2 separate regions of the Homo sapiens genome follow, and region 1 is linked to region 2. A link is a contact called in ENCODE POLR2A ChIA-PET data. All regions are on one chromosome and are shown on one strand. The core of a region is the stretch at or near the end of the contact, and the rest is flanking DNA. Distances in the headings are between cores, read along the strand shown.

Region 1 (4,935 bases), core at 420-2,919, 58 kb before region 2:
AAATATCTAGAGATCCAAAGAAACTTAAAGCTTTACCTCTAAAGAAAAGCTAATTCATAAAAAGCTTGCTTGCCTAAGATGTCCTGAGTGTTAAAAACTGACAAAATTAGATTTTTCTTATTTAAAAAATATGTCCTCTAAAACTTAATTCCTTGCATGCCACCACATAGAAGATCCAAGTTCACCATTTGGCATTGCTGCCAGTTTTAAAACCAGAATAACTAAGGCAAAATTCCATAGGAAAATATGGCTTTGGAAAAATTACTTTAATGAGTAGAGTTATAAGGAGTGTTGTCTTTCTGTATTTTGCTCATGATTCTGAAAGTCTGTAATCCTTAGATTTAATTGACCATCTTTGCCATATGAGAGAAGCTCTATTTTCTTTTAGTGTTACTTCCAAAGAAGCCGCTGTAGAATATGATATGATATGTGCTTTTCTTGATCTAGATTGGATACATTGCATGTCAAAGCATTTCTGTTTAAATATTTCAGTCAATATAATACTATGTAATGGCACAAAAGGTAGGTGTAAGCTTTTTCCCTCAACACTCTTATAGTTGAATTTGTCAGGTCAGGAAAAGAAATGAAGTAGAACTCTATGTTCAGAGTTCATAAGCCACTGGGTAAACTCCACTCTCCACACTTTCCACCCTCAGGTGGTGCTTCTGAGTCAAAGGCTAGAGACAGGAAAACTGGATTTCAGTATGTTGAGATCTACATCAGAGTTCCAAGTGTTCTCAGAGTTGGAGACCTGGAGAAGCAGACTTAGTCTCTTTGAATTCTTTACTGAGGATATAGTAACTTTCAGAACCAGTTGCGATAATTACAAAGTTAGGAAAGCTCTAGACCCACATCCCCTGCATTTTTTGGAATTTATCTGGTGTCTATGGCAGAAGGGAAGCCAGGTGACCTGCACTTGATGCCTTTCTCTTTAAGACTCAGACTATCGTAAAAGCATGTTCTTTTACCCAAGCATGAATTTATAGGTGAGCAGCATGCACTCAGAGTCTATGTATTAATATTTGTTTAGGGTACTTTGTCCTTTAAAATATTAAACCGAGAAATTACCTAACATTCACTTTTATATGTTTTGCCAGTGGGCATGATTAGGGTTTGAGTTATCAGTTTAACCCTACTTTCAATGATAAAAAATTACCCTGATAAAGAATCTAAACATATCCTCTGGACATGGTGCATTTAAGCAAATGGCATACTGAGGGATTTACATACTTTCACTGTGTAGCCACAATGTTTAGCACTTCTTTTGTCCTTAAAAAAAAAAAAATCTGTTTAGTGTTATGAGTGCTAGAGATTATAGGAATATAAATCGACATTCAATAATACCTTATTTTAAATTACTTTAAACCAATGGGAAAACTTTCTACCAAATTCCACTGTCTGCATACAAAAAAGGGAGGCAATAAAAATACAGTGACCAAAGCAGTCGGCTACCTGACTCTATTGTCTCATCCGCCTTGTTTGAATCCCATGAAAAGTAGATGTTGATGTAAAATTTGTATCTCCCATTGTCTGGCTGCATCTGCCACCACAATCTTTGAATTGCTGGGCAGATGCCACAACTGTTGTTGAAAGAATAGAAGACTGACCTTGGGTTAAGATGGAATTCCTTTATTGTGCAGACACTGCAGTAGCCAGGGTGCTTTAAATGCCTGGCGTCGGTTCTGCTGGCGCTGGTCATAGGGCCTCTATTGTTCATGTTCAATTGTATTCCTTGCTCACTGTTGCTTATTGAGATGGAAGAATAGAATTTGAGGAAAAGTGTTCCAGATGTTTCTAATCTATTTTAGAATTACAGGCATTTGATAACCTTCGTAGTTGATGAATGCTCTGATTTTGTTTTTTTTCTTCATAGGAGTTAAAGAGGATTGCACTGCCTCCATGGAACCTTCAGCAATTGAACTCCCAGATTATTTGATGTAAGTTCATATGTCTGCCAATGGAGAGAGCGGCTTAATTTTAGAAAGTTTGCAAATTCTTTTCCCATAATTTGCAAATCAGAAAAGTAAGAAGTTCCAGAAATAGAGTCCTGGAGCCACCCTTGCAATTGAAAGGCTGCCATTTAGCCTGCTCATCCCAAATCTACCCTTGTCTGCATGAGCAGGTTGTGCCTCCCCCCGCTCTGAGCTGTATTCGTTGGCCTTTAAGTATAGAGAATCCTGTCCTTTGTTCTGGGGCCAGGCTAAGCATTTGATTATGAAAGATTTTAGGGATCTGACTCTTCAAAGCTGACAGTCTTATCAATGCACAGTCATTCACTTGGGTCCCCCAAAGGGATGGTTTACTGCTGACAAAGTGCTTGAACCTCTGCACATAATAATACAAAGTGTAAAGATAGATTGATTTTTATTTAAGTTCTGCCCTCAAATTAATTTTTAGAGGAGATAAGAGTAAAATCTGATCATTTCAATTTAGTAATGGTTATAATGTTTTCTTGTTGTGACAACAAGTTGCTAAATGCTGAGCTGGGGACATTTTTGTAACTGGTTATCACAGAAATTATAACTTGGACACATAATTCTAGCTTTTTTGCAGAATAAAAGGCCTCTGTAAGAAGAAAATAATTAAGTTGCAAGAGCCTGGAAAAATGGAGAGGGAAAGAGCAAACAAATCTGACTTTGGATAGCTTTGAAAATGAACAAATGTGCAAAATAGCTAGAATGTAAAAGGGAAAATGGAATCTGGGCTGTCTGAACACTTTTTTTCTATTAGTAGCATCTCATGGTGGACAATGTTAAACTATGCTGTTTAGCCCTTTTCATTTCCAGAGTAAAGATCATTTTAGATTTAAAATGTGTTACTTCTGCTTAACAGTAGTGTGAAAGCTATACTTATTGGGGAATGATACAGTATGAAACCATAATGCTGGTTATCATCTCTTAACTAACAGGAACTTGAGAAACCTTGCTGAGTACCCTCTCATCTGAGGTAGTGTATGGTTTTAGAGTTCTCTAGGAGGGCCTTGAAAGGCAGCTATCACCTACCACTTAGTTGGCCCAGGAAGGGTCAGTTGTCTGCAGCCAGTCTTCCAGGACAGCCTCTGGCTCTGCTGCTGAGGGGGTTCACCTCTTTAACTGCAAACGACTTCTCCTTAGAAGTCTTTAAATGTCAGCCCCCTTGAGTAGCAACTGCCAATGCAGTGCTCTTGTTCTTTTTTGAATTCTTTTTTATAATAGTGACATATACTTATTATATACGACAGAATCATGTGGGGAAACTAAAAAACAATGCTAAACTTTTGCCCATGGATTCAAGGCTGTTGTGTTTTGCCAAGTTCATTAGTTAATCCCCCCTTTTTTTGTTTTTGAGACGGAATTTCGCTCTTGTTGCCCAGGCTGGAGTGCGATGGTGCGACCTCGGCTCACTGCAACCTCCACCTCCAGGGTTCAAGCGGAGCCTCCCAAGTAGCTGGGATTACAGGCGCCCACTACCACGCCTGGGTAATTTTTTGTATTTTTAGTAGAGATGGCGTTTCGCCATATTGGCCAGGCTAGTCTCGAACTCCTGACCTCAGGTGATCCACCCACCTCAAGCCTCACAAAGTGCTGGGATTACAGGTGTGAGCCTGGCCTTAATTTCATATTTAAAAGGTTTTTTCAGGTTACTTATCTAAGGATGGTTCCTGGATCTGCCTTGGTGCATTTCTGTATGTTTGTCATGTTTCTAGTACTATGTGATTGTTCGCTTAATTTATTTAAATAAACACAATTTATATTAACTAAAAACTAGTCTTACATAGATATAGCAAATTTTCTAAAAATAGTGAAAAAGCGTGGATTTTCAGAAAAATTACCAAAACTACAGAACTTAAGTTGCCTCATAAGAAAACTAAAGGGATATACTATAAAACCTAAATGATCGAGGCCGGGCGCGGTGGCTCACGCCTGTAATCCCAGCACTGTGGGAGGCCGAGGTGGGCGGATCACGAGGTCAGGAGATCGAGACCATCCTGGCTAACATGGTGAAACCCCGTCTCTACTAAAAATACAAAAAATTAGTCGAGCGTGGTGGCGGGTGCCTGTGGTTCCCAGCTACTGAGGAGGCTGAGGCAGGAGAATGGTGTGAACCCGGGAGGCGGAGTTTGCAGTGAGCCAAGATGGTGCCACTGCACTCCAGCCTGGGCGACAGAGCAAGACACCATCTCAAAAAAATAATAAAAAACCTAAATTATCAACCTTTGAATAATTCATACTTAACGAAAATATTTCTAATTTTTATGTAATAAGAATACTTTTACTTGTAGTTAAGCTATCAAAACTGTTTAAAATTTTTTCCATCACCACATAAACAGCCAACTGTAGAACTACAACAATTTTTCGTAAAAGTAGGACAACTTTTTTCTTAAAAATGCCAGTGTAACCAAATAATCTCTTCTATAATAGCAACACAGTTGTTGACCACACAACTGTGGTCATTGAATAATTTCCCTAAGGAAATTATTAAATAAAATACTGAAGGTATGCTTTTGAGAAAGCACGATAAATATATAACAAATTAAGTCTAAGTTTTAAGATCGGTTTAGCTGTGTTGCTAATATATGCTTATCCCCAGGAACCTCTTTTTACCCCGGGGCTCCCTCTGGTGTACAGTCAATACAGCCCATGCCTAGGAAGGACTGCTTCACTGCTTGGCTGGCAGTGTACCTTTTATAGCTAAGACACCAGGAGGGCAGCTTTACATCAGCAGACTATCACTGTCTCAATTATACTTAGAAAATTAAACCTCTACACTGTCTAATTCAGCATGAATAAAAATATTAATGAGGACACTAAGTTTGCTCACTGCATCACTTTTCTCACATTTTCTGCTAGGCGTCTGTGATATTAGTAATTTAAACAAACTGATGGGCTTATATAAGACCATTTGGAGAGGACTGAACTCCAAGATTTTATGGCAGTGAAGAATATATGTGTACCC
Region 2 (5,097 bases), core at 2,371-4,870:
GGAGAAAAAAAAAACTGTGCAACAAATGCTATATTTTTGTTCACAAACATAAGGTATATTCAATTCAATCCAATTTTATGGAGAGCCTCTGGGTCAGACTGCAGGGCATGTAAAGGTGCATTCTCTTCATCTCTCCACTAATGCACATAAGGGGAGCTTAGTCCAGAAATTTCTGGGATTCAGAGGAGGGAAAAAAACTGAAATATCAACCCTTGAGATATTTTTAGTATCACCTCAAATCTCCAATGCCTTGGCTGGGGAAACCCCAAAGTTCCCCAATATTAGCAATTCCCCAGGATTTCAACTCTCTGGGTCCTCTGACCTCAAGCTCCTGAGTACCCCCCAGGTACCTCTGAGCTCTCCAAAAGAAAACACTCACACAGAAAGGAAAGTCATGTTGGAAACTCCAATAACAGGAGACTGGTTGAATGTATGAGGGTACATTCACAAAATGGAATTGTGAGTAGCATTCTAAAAATGAGTTAGGGGTACATCTGCTCAAGGTCAATTGTGAAGTGACCAGGGCTGGGGTGGAACAGCAGCAGAAATGATACTGTTTAAGAAAAAATACATGAAGGGCATCCCCAGAAGGAGAAACGAGAAACTGGTAACAGTGGTTGCTTTTGGGGAGAGGAACTGAAGCTAGGGGTCAGGAATGAGAGGAAGTACACATTTCTATAGGAGTTTTTGTAACAATAAATCACAGCTACTTTAAAAATTTTCCAAGGAGGAATTGGGGTAAGAGAAGCCATCACATGTAAACTTTGGGGAACCAGGTTCAACTTCACTGAAGATGCCCTAGAGGAGGAACAGAAGAGCTTTAGATCCATATCCCACAGAAAATGCTAGTTATTGCTGGTTCCAAAGTTCCTTTTAGAACACCTGCTACCAGGATCTCCTCCCCTGGCTTTCCTGCATCACCCCTTTGGCTCTGTTGGGTTTTTTCATGCCATACACCAGACTTTAATTCTACCCTCTTCTTCAAAGCCACTGGATGGAAACGCCCTCCCTCAATGATCTGCTTAAACCAACAAATCTATATAGGTCGTGTGAATCACTCCACTACCCTAGAGCATAAGAATTGCCACATTTTGGCCGGGCGCGGTAGCTCATGCCTGTAATCCCAGCACTTTGGGAGGCTGAGGTGGGCGGATCATGAGGTCAAGGGATGGAGACCACCCTGGGCAACGTGGTGAAACCCCGTCTCTACCCAAAATACAAAAATTAGCTGGGCGTGGTGGCGGGTGCCTGTAGTCCCAGCTACTCAGGAGGCTGAGGCAAGACAATCACTTGAACTCAGGAGGCGGAGATTGCAGTGAGCCCAGATCACACCAGCCTGGCGACAGAGTGAGACTCTGTCTCAAAAAAAAAAAAAAAAAAAAAAAACACAATTGCCACATTTCTTAATTTCTCTAAAGAAAATTAAATCTGGCCCAGACCCCAATCACCTTGTGCTTATCCCTCCCTTGGGAAGATCAAAGAAGTCTAGAGTCCTAGAGTTTCCACCATTCAGGAACATTGGGCAGGGGCCTTTAGTGCAGCATGGTAGCCAGTGAGCTGCTTATTGTCCAGGTCCCCAGGACGATGCCCCCATCTGCAGGCTCCTCTGGTGGCCCCCACCATCTCCAGGTCAGACGAGGTCTTTGGCCCTTTCACTTGGCTCCCAGTTCCTGAGACTCCGGGTCTCATCCCTAGGTGTCCATGGCCTCAGTTCACTCAGTTCACCTGAGATGTACATCTCAACTTGGGTGCTGGATGGTGAGTGGCATGCAAGTCCCCACCACTCAAGACTGGCCACTCTCTCTCTACCATCAGAGCCAGGCCACTCCCTTCTTCTCAAAGCCTAGTTGCTGTCTCCTACCTTTCTCCAGCTTACATTTCAAAACAATATCTCCATTCTAAAAAGCAAAAGAGCTTAGTGTTTGTCCATTCCACACCCAGGACAAGGGAATCAAGAACTCAGAACACAAAGGCCTGTCTGTTCATGCTGTAAGGGGGAAGAGGAAGTTACCTGCACAGCAAAGCAACTCCACTCAGGATTAACCCACCACTCTGCTACACCCTCCTCTCAGTAAATCTTTGTGCTTCACGTGGCAGAAAATACTTTCCATAAATAAATGGGGATACACCCAAAGGGAGGTGAGGGCCGTTGTTAGCCAGGGTCCTTGAGACTCAGTTTCCTGGATTGAACGTCACGGGGAGTAAATTTCATAGTGAAACAGCACCTCACAGAGTAGGTAAACTTCCCAAGACTTGGCAGAGAAGCCTGTGTGCCAAGTGAATTTTCTGCCTTCCGGCAAAGACGGAAAAGACACCTTTGAGTGGGTTTTCCACTGAGGAAGAAAGGTCTCTAGAAGGAGCATAAGTCCAAGAGGACCCCTGGGGTTCCAATTTAGTTGTTCCGGGTTGGGGCCCAGACAGGTATTTTTAAAGCTTCCCAGGAGACTCTCCTGTGCAGACAGGTTGAAAGCTGGTTATGTAAAGGCCTAAGGCGTTGTGTTTCCTCTGTTCCAGGGGTTGGTTTCCCAACCCCAGTCTCCATTTCCCCATCGCCCAGCCTCACATCAACACCTGCTGTGTGTTCTCCAAGCTTCTATGCTCCCCACAGTCTCCAGGCCAACACGTTTGGATGCCAAAATCCCCTGATCATGTTTAGGGCCCCTTCTCCTCCTGGGTCCCCCTTGTAGTATCCCAGATGCTGAAGTGGAGGCCTCGGAACCCTCACTTAGGCATTAGAGGGAGCATGGCTGGCACTAGCCTAAACAGCTGAGACCCTTTCGCCTTGGTAGCCAGACAGGATGCAGAGGGCAGCCACAGAGTACCACAGCAGGCTTTGGGGACGCTGGAGAGTGGTGGCCCAGGGTTACCACAGCTGTGCCTTATGTCCCCATCTCCTCAGCTGGCAGGGCCTGGACTCCCTCTTCCATGCTGTCCTCCCCTCATTGTGGAGATGGACCTATTCTCACTTCTCTTCTGTTCCTTCACCAGCTTCACTTGCTGTGAGGTCAAAGATTTCATTCCTGCTACTGAGACACGTGACTGATTACTCTTGGAGCAGTGAAGTCCTGGGAAGGACATGGGGATCAGTCAGGCTGGTTTAGATTAGCCTATGTGACTCCAGGTTGCCCTGTTGGTTCTATTGTAATGGACAGGCCTGGTCCCATGGTTGGCTCCAAACCTCCCCAGTCAGCATCCTCTGTGTCAGTGTTTCCAACCCTCATTGTAAAAAGCTACCTTTCCCAGATTTTTGATAGGGGATTCAGAAGACTGACTTGTTGCCACCGCCCCGCCCCACACCACCCCTTCCTCAGCTTGCCCTGTGCCTGAGTGTTTTCAGGAATCCAGTTAGAGCCAGGCAAGCAGGGCTCTTACCTTGAGCGGAAGGACCTCGGAGGCTGCGTCGTGAAGACTTTCCATCAGGGGCTGTTGTTTTGCCCTTTGAGACCAGCCGCTCTGGCAGCATCTTAGTGGGAGCCAAGAGTCAGATGTTCCTTCCCTGTGGGATGATGGTGTCATTGTCAGAAAGCGCCCTCCATTTCTGATCATCTGCTGCTTCTGTCACAAGCAGACTGGCTCTCCCCAGTGCCAACGCCTATTCCTGCATGTCAGCTATGGCACAGGGCCTGGGGACTGTCTCACGCTCCAGCACTTAGGCATCACCAGCCACACAAAGACAGCCTGTTTTCTTCCTTCCTCCCCACTGCCATGTCACTGCTGAAGGGCAAAGACCTTTTGAGATGGACTTTCAAGCTCAGTCTCTTCACAGTTCTCTGGTATTCCTCAAATCTGCAGAAGTAAGATACTTGGGTCTGCCATGACTACCAAATTCTCTGTCCCCTCTTTCCCAGTGTAGTCATGATTAGTAGACCTGGATGTGTCATTTCATGTTTGTGTTAACTCCTGTCTGGTTCTCCAGTTTCCTATGAAGGCCTCAAAGAGTTGATTACACACTTTTCATTTTTGGTGCTTACTGTTTCTCTTTATTTTCTTACATAAGTCATATAGGAATATATCCTGATTGTATAAGTTTCAAATAATATAGAAGTTTACAGAGCAAAGCTGAAAACCTGCACCATCCCGCTCCAGTTCACTCCTCCTCAAGGTCGCACTGCCCACGGCTGGCTGTGCCTCCTCCTACTACCCTGTCTAGGCACCCACGCTGCACAGCACATGCGTCTATGCATGTGTCATTTTTTTATTTTTCATTTTTTAGATGTAGATATTACTTTGCAAAGTAACAAATTTAGTATGTTTTTCACTTGGAAATGTTTCATGTTAGGATATACAGCTCTATCTCATTCATATATAACCATATACACACACATTATATAATGTTTTCATACCCTAGATTTTTATATTCATAAAAAAGAGATTATCCTATACACATGGTTCTGCACTTTGTTTTTTGTTTTTTTGTGAGTGGTTTTGTGTTTTTTTGTTTTTTTTGTTGTTTTTTGGGGTTTTTTTTTGAGATGGAGTCTCACTGTATCGCCCAGGCTGGAGTGCAGTGCTGTGATCTCAGTTCACTGTAACCTACACCTCCTGGATTCAAGCGATTCTCTTGCCTCAGCCTCCCAAGTAGCTGGGATTACAGGCACATGCCACCATACCCAGCTAAGTTTTGTGTTTTTAGTAGAGATGGGGTTTCACCATGTTGGCCAGGCTGATCTTGAACTCATGACCTCAAATGATCCACCCACCTCGGTCCCCCAAAGTGCTGGGATTACAGGCGTGAGCCACTGTGCCCAGCCTACTTTGATTTTAGACACAGAATACTCAGCACATACATGCCTTCCTTGGTTTTACCAACAATTGTGTCCTCTTTCATAATTTGGATGTGCCAAAAATATATTAGCCAGAAGCCCACTAGAGAACATTTTGTCACAAGTACACTTGTCATCTATCTGTGTGAGAGTCCTGTAATTGAACCTCATATTCTGTGGAGGAGTAATGAAATATGAGAGCCAAAAGTTATTACACAGGGAAAAAGTGCTGGATGGAAAGGAATGGCAGAGAGGATTCTTGGGTGAGGAAGGGCTAAGTGGCTGTTGTTTCCTCTTGATTCATTTCCAAAACTTTCTGGTGATGTGGGTCAAT

The links. ChIA-PET counts read pairs that join two places held with the same protein, here RNA polymerase II (POLR2A).
Region 1: POLR2A ChIA-PET joins it to region 2 with 10 read pairs in PC-9. The contact joins two enhancer-like sites. POLR2A ChIA-PET finds 5 or more read pairs at or near these places in 5 of 52 experiments (PC-9, T-cell, activated CD4-positive, alpha-beta T cell and 2 more).

Annotation. Positions count from the first base shown.
Region 1 is chr5:95,892,630-95,897,564 of GRCh38, reverse strand. It overlaps ELL2 (elongation factor for RNA polymerase II 2), which reads left to right. Exons shown (of 12, transcript NM_012081.6): 9 at 1,874-1,937. Among named protein-coding and RNA genes, the nearest start is that of LINC01554, 43 kb to the right of the region's middle. Within about 2 kb of position 1,669, at least 3 of the 41 ENCODE cell types and tissues checked have a DNase peak (open chromatin) inside an H3K27ac peak, as active enhancers do.
Region 2 is chr5:95,836,719-95,841,815 of GRCh38, reverse strand. All of the region lies in intron 1 of LOC124901029 (a long non-coding RNA gene), which reads left to right. LOC102724720 (a long non-coding RNA gene) reads right to left here. Exons shown (of 3, transcript NR_157807.1): 2 at 3,373-3,496. Among named protein-coding and RNA genes, the nearest start is that of LINC01554, 13 kb to the left of the region's middle. Within about 2 kb of position 3,620, at least 5 of the 41 ENCODE cell types and tissues checked have a DNase peak (open chromatin) inside an H3K27ac peak, as active enhancers do.